Linked DNA regions of Homo sapiens: all the other regions are linked to region 2. A link is a contact called in ENCODE Hi-C or POLR2A ChIA-PET data. All regions are on one chromosome and are shown on one strand. Each heading gives the region's core, a stretch centred on a gene start or an enhancer-like site at or near the end of the contact. The rest is flanking DNA. Distances are from core to core; before and after follow the strand shown. Region 1 holds the start of ZFHX3-AS1 (ZFHX3 antisense RNA 1). Region 2 holds the start of NUDT7 (nudix hydrolase 7). Region 3 holds the start of CMTR2 (cap methyltransferase 2).

Region 1 (3,384 bases), core at 603-3,102, 5.1 Mb after region 2:
AGTTTTACATCAAAACTTATTTGTTCAAGTCTGTCTGCCAGGTACATGGTGAACACAATTCTGAGTAGTTTAGGGTTTAGATGATGCAAGTTATATGTAAGATATATTCATAAACATAAATAAGAAACATTATAAAGAATACAAAAAAATGCCAAATAAAGACTATTATAGGCATTCAGGAGGGAGAGAGGTGACTATGGACTAGGTCACAAAAGATTCACAATTTGACCTGGGTCTTAAAAGCGTAAGTAGGATTCAGCCAAGCTGAGGAGAGAGGACATCAAGGAGATAACAGTGAACAATGCCAAATACATGTCTACTACCGGAGGAAATTTATTTTTCTCCTTTTAAGTACCTCTATGTTCAAGTTTCTTTTCTGTGCTTTCTAACCTCTAAGATCACTATATATTTTTAAATGAATGGTGTAAGTCCTTACAAAATTTAGGCATTTTTTTTTCTTGTCAGATAAATAACAGTTCAACTGACTTTGTTCAGTACAACACTGACATCCAAAGGATACTCGGGTTCATCTGAAGGCCTCTTGGGCTTCTGCTGAGTTGGTTTGATTTTCAAATGGTCTATGTAGGCAGTAAGCTGCTCATGGAACATTCTCTTTTGAAACCCTGGGCATTTTTTGATCTCTTACCCATTTATCAAATCTCATCACATTAAATGGCTCCACAATGCAGGTGGCCTGTGTTTTCCTAAGTGCCTCCTCTTCTTAAGAATGTATTACTCAGTTCATTAATGTTTCATACTTAAGTATTCTGTGTATTTAATTTTTTATTTAATGAAATTTCTAACCTTCAGGCTGACGAATTATTCAGAATGTTTCATCCAAGCTGTTGGAAAAGTGCTCATTAGCAGGGAGTTTTGAAGATGGAATTTTAAGAAAGGGGTTGGCAGGATCCCAAACACATATAGATCTAAGCTTTCATAAATGCTTCCCTACCTTAGCTATGGAGGAAGAAATTGTTGATAAGCAGATAAGTTTTGCTTTAGTTTTTACATTTTAGTGACAATAACAATGATTTCTGTGGTCTGATAAAAGATGTTCGTTTAAAGAGTTATCTGCAGAAAGCTGTGTGGTCACTAATGTTTACTTTCATTGACAAATGAGATCGTCTTGTGTGGGACTATCATCATCAAATGAGACACAACTGAAACTAAAGCAGCCATGCTTACCATTCGGTTTAAAATTTTTAAAATTAAAATAATGCTCCTAACGAAAGGAGTCTCAGCTGAATTAGTTTGAGTGTTGGCATGGACTGGGCTCAAATCACCTGCTCATCTTTAACACCTGCCTTCAGATTTATGGGCGATTAAGAACTTAAGTCTGAGAACCTATGAGACTGTCACAGAAAATAAAATTTCAGTTCTTCGTCCATTAACTGGTTCAGATGAAATTTGGGGTCAGAAACAACCAGAACGTTAAATTTCATTGTAAACTTAAATCGCATTCAATGGTTAAAGACTACAAAATGTATGTAGTGCAGTTAAAAAACCTCACACAGCAAGAGGTTATTGAATGTTTAAAGATCCAAAATTTCAACTTTTTGTGGTTAAGTACAGTTATGTTGGGTAACAAAGTTGACAGCAGGTTTCTGTTACCCCCCTGTTGGAGGAGGAGGAGGCGCTACCACACGCTTACCTTAGGGAAATAACGTGCACTTTATAACCGTTCAGGTAAATCGTTGGGTGAGAAAGAAGAATAAAGGACACAGCCGGTGGAGGGACCCCAGCACACAGTCCCGTGGGTGCTCCGGAGGAAACGGCCGCAGCCCCAAATCTCCTAGTCTCTCTAGCAGGGAGTTTTCCCGCGGAGTCTCGCCTGGCGGCCGGAAGCCACCTCAAGCCGCCCACCCGGAAGCCGTCGTCTTGGCAACTGGGTATCGTCCCACCCCCTTTTCTTAGCAACGCCTATCGCCTTAGACGTCTGAGGTCAGCCGAGCCTCGATTGGTTCCTCTGTCTTTCACTCTGGGAGACGTTTGAGACCCAGCGTCTCTAGATCTCGTATTTGAATTTGTGGCGCTTGGTGTCCGCGAGTTGCCGAATGAAGCTGAGCGTCTCAGTGGAACCAGGGATCTCAGGGGTGAGCGACCGCGAGGGGAGAGCGACGAAAAGGGCGGCCGGAGCTGGAGGGGCGCGGAGTTAAACAAAAAAGGGCGGCCGGAGCTGCAGGGGCGCCGAGTTAAACACGTCATTTCCAGATGGGGGGCTTCAGGCGAGCTGCTTAGCTCCCCTGAGGCAGGCCCTCCGTCTGTTCGCCTTTTCGTAGCCTCTGAGTTTTTCCCTCACGTCGTTTTCCGGCAGTCCCAGAGACGCCACGCCTGCCCCCGTTCTGTTGCCCCTGATGGAAGGCTCCTCTTAACGCTACCTTCCCTCTTTCACAAAATGTCTCTCAGCTTCCTTATTTCGACGTGCTTACACCTCCCCCAAGTATAATTCACTCCCCACTGATGTCTTTGGTAGTTTCATCCTCGTCTTCATCACTAATACTATGAGACACGGGGTGCGTGCACTTGACGATGTAGAAAAATGGTTTTCGCGCAACCTGGTGAGCGTCCCACACCTCACAAATTGAATCCAAAAAATTCCTTATTCATAAAAGATGCTGCTGTCCTACTCTTCCCGACCGGGAATATCATGACGTGGAAAGCAGCAAGTGACAGCGTTTTATAAAGCGCTACAAAAGTAAGCTATTGATGCGTTCACATCGGAAACATAATTGTTTTGTTTTCGGTCGGACCCTCTGGATCCATAGGTTTCGTATTGGGTTTATGGATACTGTTCAGACTTTGAAATGAATAATGCCAAAAGTTACGTTGGAGGACAAACTGAGGATTGATCCCAAGCACAAAAGTAACCACTGATTAAAACCTTCTCTTCATTAACCTTTAGCTTCTTTGTCTATTGTGATACTTCTCCCACCCCGGTGGATTTAATTTCCATTGAGATTTATGAACATTTTAGGAGTTTACAGTCTAAATAGACAGCTTTCCCCACCTCTCCTGTATATGACCATGAAAATCCTCTATTAACTTTCCAGTTTGATAATGCAGTATGAGCTTCTATATGCTTAGCCTCTAGAACAGAGATTCTTTTGGGGGTGGGGGGTCTTAGTCCTGTTTAAGACCCAGAGGAAAACCTTGGAGCTTTTCTCCAGAATATGACACATACACACAAAATTTTGTATTAGTTTTAGAGAGTTGTATTTTGTTTTAGTAGAAAAGAGATCTGACTTTGTTGCTCAGACTGATCTCCAGTGTCAGCCTCCCAAAGGGTTGGGATTACAAGCGTGAGCCGCCGAGCCCAACCCTGTTTTAGGGAGTTTTAGATTCTGTTTTGAAATGTGGATATTAGTGGGACCCCAGTCCAATTCT
Region 2 (3,012 bases), core at 1-2,500:
AAAAATTAGCCGGGCATCGTGGCACATGCCTGTAATCCCAGCTACTCAGAAGGTTGAGGCAGGAGAATCGCTTGAACCCAGGAGGCAGAGGCTGCAGTGAGCCGAGATTGCCTACTGCACTGTAGCCAGGGCGGCAGAGTGAGACTCTGTCTCAAAAAAAAAAAAAAAAAAGTGTATACAAATGACTTCTCTGAGTTTCATCTTCATTTGTGTCAGGCTTGAGGATATTTAAGAAGATTAAATGATGCAGTTCATATACTGTGGCTGGCACACAGCTGGTGCTCAGGGAATGGTAACCACTGTCATAAATCTCCCCATCATTAGATAAGCAGTTGTTTGCAGGAGGTATTTGCTATTTTTTGCCTCTTTCTAGGTGGCAGGGTGCTCACCAGATGTGGTTGGGTAACGGCAGTGTATTTCAAAGACCAAATGGCCTGAAAAAAATCAGTGAATGCTGGCACAGGGATTGCACAGTGCATCTGGATGCACGCAGGCCAGCCTCCAGAAAAGGAAACTGTGGGCTGGTGGCTTTTAACCACCCGGAAACCACAGAACTGACCAGACAAACCAGCCAAAGTAAAAGGCTGCAAAAACGTTATCTGTCCACTTTAGGGGCTGGCCGCTGGAATAATCACCAAGGTATCAACAGCAGTAGCAGCCACCCCGTTCTGAGCATGGTCTCAATTTTGACGTTTCTCATTTTATCCTCACAACAGCCCGGCAAGTGATCACAGGGTCACCTCCAGGCTCAGAGAGTTTACGAAACTGACAGACCCAAGGTCACAACTGAAAGTAGCCACCGGGGGACTTGAATCCGGGGCTGCCTGCTGCGGGTCTGTGCCACTGTCGGGGGTCCTGGGGTCCAACTCTGGAGACGCGGATTGCAGAACAGCCAAGCCGGCTGGGAAGGGGAGCAGCGTGTATGTAAACCATACTGGCTTAAGCCGGCTCTGTTCCTGGCCAGAGCAGTGCAAAGGTTCGGGGACCCTGCGGGTTGCTGGAGGCGAGTGCTCCCCCATCCGGCGCTCGCAGGTGGACTGGCGGGAGCTGCAAAATCAGTCCCGGCCAAAAGGCCCCGGTGGCCTCCGCTACGATCAAGGCCGGGCCTGACCAAGCTCGGGGTGCCAGGGCCCGGAAAGCCTTTACCTGACTGGCTCCTCGGGAAGACCAAGTCGTGACATTGCCCTGGGGAATGTTTGTTTCCGGGCGGACTCCTCGGAGCTGCTCGGTCGGTCGCGCTTGCGCAGAGCAGCTCTGGGCTTGGGAGCGGCCTAAAGCCAGAGAGAGGGGCGGGGCTTAGAGCACGAGGCGGGGTGGTGTCTGGGGCGGAGACAGGGGGCGGGGCGGTGCGAGATCTGGGATCGGAGGCCGGGATCGGGGCGGGGCGGGGCTTATAGCCAGAGGCGGGACTTGAGGTGGGGAGAGGCGCGGGGCGGGACTTAGGGCCGGGTGTTCCTGGTTGCTCAAAGCAGTTTCTGCCGGGCTCCTTGGGCTTCTATGGAAGCAAGAGGTATAGGAGGAGTTGTGGAATTTAGAGCTGGAAGAGTTAAAAAAAAAAAAAATACAGTGTTGGTGAGGTGATAATATTTTACACTCGCATTCGCTGTTGCTGGAAGGTTAAGGTGATTCATTCAACTTTTTGGAACTGCTGTCAGCACCTGTTCACCGACCACCTGTATGCACTGGGTGCAGATCCCACAGCTAGCGAAAAGACACGTGGAGCTCACAGTCAAATGGTAGAAACATAAATTAATCACACAGGGCTGGATGCAGTGGCATATGCTTGTAATTCCAACACTTTGGGAGGCCAAGAGGGGAGGATCACTTGAATCCAGGAGTTCGAGCCCAGCCTGGGCAACATGGCGAAACCCCATCTCTACAAAATAAAAATAAAAAATTAGCCAGGCGTGGTGGCACACACCTGTGGTCCCAGCTACTCAAGAGGCTGAGGTGGGAGGATCGCTTGAGCCCAGGAGGTCGAAGCTGCAGTGAGCCGTGATAGCACCACTGCACTCCAGCCTGACAGAGGTAGACCGTCTCAAAAATAAGAAGAAGAAGATAAGAAGTTTTTAATGCAAAAAAAAAAAAAAAAAAAAATCACACTGATAAAGCAGTGGCCTTTGGTCCTTCTAGAGCGTGTGAAGGAGAAATGTGACCCAATTAGGAGACAGAAGAGGCTTGGTAGAGGAAATAGAAGTGCAGCTCATCTTGAAAGCAGTAGTTCTCAAAGTGTGGTCCTCAGACCAGCAGAATCAGGATCACTTTGGTCCTGTTAAAAATGTGGACTCTGGGCCAGGCGCTGTGGCTCACACCTGTAATCCCAGCACTTTGGGAGGCCAAGTCGGGTGGATCACCTAAGGTCAGGAGTTTGAGACCAGCTTGGCCAACATGGTGAAACCCCATCTCTACTAAAAAAACAAAAATTAGCCAGTGGCAGGCGCCTGTAATCTCAGCTACTAGGAGGCTGAGGCAGGAGAATCGCTTGAACCTGGGAGGCGGAGTTTGCAGTGGGCCGAGATCGCGCCATTGCACTCCAGCCTGGGCAAAAAAAAGCGAAACTCTGTCTCAAAAACAAAACAAAACAAAACAACAACAACAACAACAACAAAAACCAAGAAAGAAAGAAAGGAAAGAAAGAAAAGAGAAAAGAAAAGAAAAGAAAAAAGACGAAAAGAAAAGAAAAGAAAAGAAAAGGTGGACTTTGGGGCCCATGTCACAACTGCTGAATCAGAAGCCAGGTGTCAGGCCCAGTGATCTGTGCTGTAAGGGGATTCTGATGCTCTGTGCGGGATAGAGGACATAAATGAGGAAAAAGGCAAGGGAGAGTGTTCAAGGAAGAGGGCAAAGTTTGTGCAAAGACAGCAGAAAGGGGCTGGAGAACAGTGTGTGTGAGGGAGCCTGGTGCGAGCTGAGAATCCAGGGGTCAGTGTAGGGCTGACTTCTCCCTTACAGGCACAGGACACACACAGTAATTTTAGGGACCTGTGAAAATGTTTTAATTGTAATTTCTTT
Region 3 (3,447 bases), core at 925-3,424, 6.4 Mb after region 2:
GTCTGCCCGCCTTGGCCTCCCAGAATGCTGGGATTACAGGCATAAGCCACCACACCCAGCCCGTGCTTTCTTTTTTTTTTTTTTTTTTTTTTTTTGTGAGACGGAGTCTCGCTCTGTCACCCAGGCTGGAGTGCAGTGGTGCAATCTCGGTTCACTGCAAGTTCCACCTCCTGGGTTCATGCCATCCTCCTGCCTCAGCCTCCCTAGAGCTGGGACTACAGGCTCTAAATATTTTTAGTTTTAATATAGTTCAATTTATACATTTTTCCTTTATGATTAGTATTTTGTGTCCTGTTATAAACTTTTTGACTACTTCAAGGTTGCAAAGATGTTCTCTTATGTTTTCTTATTAACTTTTAAAATACAGACTGACAATCCAAATGAAATGTATTTTTGTTTATGATGTAAGGAGGGTCCAAATACAATTTTTTTTGCATGGAGAGACACAAATGACCTACCACTATTTTGTGAAAATATAATCTTTTCTCCATTGGTCCATGTTCTGGAAGACTTGTAAAAAATGAATTTTACATTTATGTCTATATATCTATTTACATAAATGGTTAAAAACTCTACACATAATTCTAATATTCTTCTATTTTCATGCAATACTGTTGACACATACAGCCTATTAATGGCTGCATATAATGCATATATGTGCATTATATAGATGTACTGTAATAATTTAATTAATTCTCTTAAAGTAGACATTTAGAGTATTTCCATTTGGCTATGTTATTGAGATGCTGAAATGAACATTTTGTCCAAAGTGAGTGCCAGCTGTTTAATTATCTCCTAAGGATAAACTGCGAGGAGGAGGAATTGCTGGGTTAAAATGCATGTCCTCTTTTTTTCCCGAGACGGAGTCTCGCACTGTCGCCCGGGCTGGTGTGCAGTGGTGAGATCTCGGCTCGCTCCAACCTCCGCCTCCCGGGTTCAAGCGATTCTCCTGCCTCAGCCTCCCAAGTAGCTAGGATTACAGGCGCCCGCCACCACGCCTGGCTAATTTTTTGCATTATTAGTAGAGACGGGGTTTCACTATGTTGGTCAGGCTGGTCTCGGACTCTTGACCTCGTGATCCGCTCGCCTCGGCCTCTCAAAATGCTGGGATTACAGGCGTGAGCCACTGCGCCCAGCCAAAGTGCATGTCTCTTTTCAACGTTTGCCTTCTGGGCTAGGCGGCTTGGCTCATGCCTGTAATCCCAGCACTTTGGGTGGCCGAGACCAACGGATCGCTTGAGTCCAGGAGTTCCAGACCAGCCTAAGATAGGGAGATGCCATCTCTCTAGGAGGATCGCGTGAGCCCGGGGAAGTTGAGGCTGCAGTGAGCCGAGATCGAGCCACTGCACACCAGCCTGGGTGAGGGTAAGACCTTGTTTCAGTAAACAAACAAATAAATAAGTTTGCCTTCCGTAAGGTTTCTAATAACGTTTTTCTTCCATCCACAGATGTAAACCTGTTTCCCCATAGTCACACCAACAGTGGTCATTACCAAGGTTTTACATCTTTGCTAAACCGAGTAAAAAGAAAACTTGCTGTTTTCATTTCCATTCTTGTCTAATAATAGTTTAAACAGTTTTGTATATCCTTAGTGGCTATTTGTTTGACTTTTTTGTTTTTTGGGAGGCCTGTTCTAATATTTGCTCATTTTCCTTCTGGGGTTGTTGGCCTTTTTCTTATTGGCTTATTAAGCAACATAATTAATATATATTATGTCATGTATATATAAACAATCTTATCTTGCAGTTCCCTAGTTTGGCTTTTAACCTATCGTCTTTTGAGCTGCAGTTTCAACCCAGTCTGTACAGGAAGTAACAACTGTCCAGAAGAGTCTGAAAGCCCTTGGGGCCAGCAGCCAGTGAGCGGAACCAGCACGTCCTGACAGACAGGTTTGCCCCGTCCCTTCCCTCCCTCCCCCTCCCCCTCCCCTTCGCCTCCCTGTCCCTCTCCCTTTCACCCCTCTTCGGGACGGAGCCAAAGAATGCTCCGCCTGCGCGCGCCGCTTCCGTTGCCATAGTGGCCGGGGGCGGGAGGCTGGCGCCTCCCAGCTTCTGTACTCCGCGAAGCAAAACCTAGGGAGCTGAGGCCTAGGCGAGGCGAGAGTCGCCGGCGTGCGTAACGTTGGCGCACGTGACTCCGGCCCGGCCTACAGGGCGCGTGCGCAGTGGGACTTGAGTGCCTCCTGGTCCCTGTCTGCCGGCATTCGCGGCTGCGGGGCCCGGAGGTGGGACTGGCTTCCCGGTGCCGCGAGGGCGGGTCCGGACAGCCTTCCCCCCAGTCCGGCGCACCATCTCCCTGCCTTGTGGCTGGAGGCGCCGCGGACCCAAAGGGAGGGACCATCCCGGGAAGCAGCCCCGAGAGCGGAAGTGCAGAATGGCTTCCTCGAGAGAGTAAAGTGCAGCCTCTCCAGACACTGGGGCCCCAGTGGGCGTGGGCGAAGGTAATCCAGGCCTGGGTACGATTCCGGGCCCTCCTTCGACTTCCCAGCGGGTGAGCCAGGGGCTGGGACTGAGTTTCCTCCAGGTCAGGGACCGGGCCTCTGGAGTGGGGTTTGGGACTTACTTCACTAGATGAAATGAGATATGGGGTGCCCGGCCCAAAGTCAGCCCTGGATACTCACTGGCCGTTGTTTTCACAGTTGCTGGTAGGAGGAGTTGGCGGAAGCACTTGGAACTCCTTTATAAGTGTCAGCTGTGAGGTAAAAACTGTTGATGAGATCTTGTGGGTTTTGTTTTGGGTTCACTAATTTGGGCGGGGGCTACATAACTGCCTACTTGAGTTTGCAATATGAGAATGGTAATAGCGACCCACTTAGCAGAATTATGATGTCACAAAGCTCAAAGGACTGTTTAATGAAAGGCTCAGAGGATCATATACTGGAAAATTTTTCCACACACGCTGTAAGCCACATGCTTTTTTTTTTTTTTTTAAGTCATGCATTTAAGTGCTGGAGTGAAGTTGAGGTGCACTATTAATGACTCATATTCAGAACCTGAAGAGAGAGATCCCTTTTGTGCTAAGTATGATATCCACTCATTTATTCAGTAATACTGAGTGCTTACTGTGTACCAGGCAATGTCCAACTTCTTGGAATGGTCTATGTGTAAACAAAACAAAGATCTCTGTCCTGTGGAGCTTACATTCTAGTTTGGGGAAGACAAATAATAAACAGTAAACAAAAAGAAGGAAGTTATAGGTTGGAAGTACATGAGTACCATAGGAAAAAAATACAGCGAGGTAAGAGGCATGGGGAATGCAAGATGCAATCTTAGGTAGGCTTCACTGAGAAAATGACATTTGAGCAAATATTGGAAGGAGGTGAAGGAGTTAGCTGTGCTGACAGCTGGGGAAAGAGCATTCCAGGCAGAGGGACCACCAATGCAGAAAGACTTTTGTCTTGGAATGTGCTTGGTGTCTTCAGTGAACAGCAGAAAGGCCTGTTTGGCT

What was found. A loop is a pair of places that touch in the nucleus more often than their neighbours do. ChIA-PET counts read pairs that join two places held with the same protein, here RNA polymerase II (POLR2A). Pooled maps may share reads with other maps.
Region 1: a map of B cell shows a loop between it and region 2 (19-fold over the local background). The contact joins the promoter of ZFHX3-AS1 here to the promoter of NUDT7 in region 2. A Hi-C loop is called at or near these places in 1 of 168 maps with a recorded cell type or tissue (B cell) and 9 of 50 pooled maps. POLR2A ChIA-PET finds 5 or more read pairs at or near these places in 1 of 52 experiments (activated CD4-positive, alpha-beta T cell).
Region 3: a loop to region 2 is called in a pooled map, with 12 times the contacts of the local background. The contact joins the promoter of CMTR2 here to the promoter of NUDT7 in region 2. A Hi-C loop is called at or near these places in 1 of 168 maps with a recorded cell type or tissue (transverse colon) and 6 of 50 pooled maps. POLR2A ChIA-PET finds 5 or more read pairs at or near these places in 1 of 52 experiments (activated B cell).

The regions. Positions count from the first base shown.
Region 1 is chr16:72,663,601-72,666,984 of GRCh38, reverse strand. ZFHX3-AS1 (ZFHX3 antisense RNA 1) reads right to left here and starts at 1,852. Exons shown (of 4, transcript NR_171704.1): 1 at 1,652-1,852. LINC01572 (long intergenic non-protein coding RNA 1572) reads left to right here and starts at 2,015. Exons shown (of 14, transcript NR_126330.2): 1 at 2,015-2,093. RefSeq lists enhancers at 2,054-2,113, 2,154-2,273.
Region 2 is chr16:77,720,752-77,723,763 of GRCh38, reverse strand. NUDT7 (nudix hydrolase 7) reads right to left here and starts at 1,250. Exons shown (of 4, transcript NM_001105663.3): 1 at 1,147-1,250. The coding sequence starts at 1,181. RefSeq lists a silencer at 1,275-1,404 and an enhancer at 1,118-1,412.
Region 3 is chr16:71,288,129-71,291,575 of GRCh38, reverse strand. It overlaps CMTR2 (cap methyltransferase 2), which reads left to right and starts at 2,174. Exons shown (of 3, transcript NM_018348.6): 1 at 2,174-2,440; 2 at 2,639-2,698. LOC102723786 (a long non-coding RNA gene) reads right to left here and starts at 2,776. Exons shown (of 4, transcript XR_933707.3): 1 at 2,621-2,776. RefSeq lists silencers at 1,902-1,971, 2,052-2,421.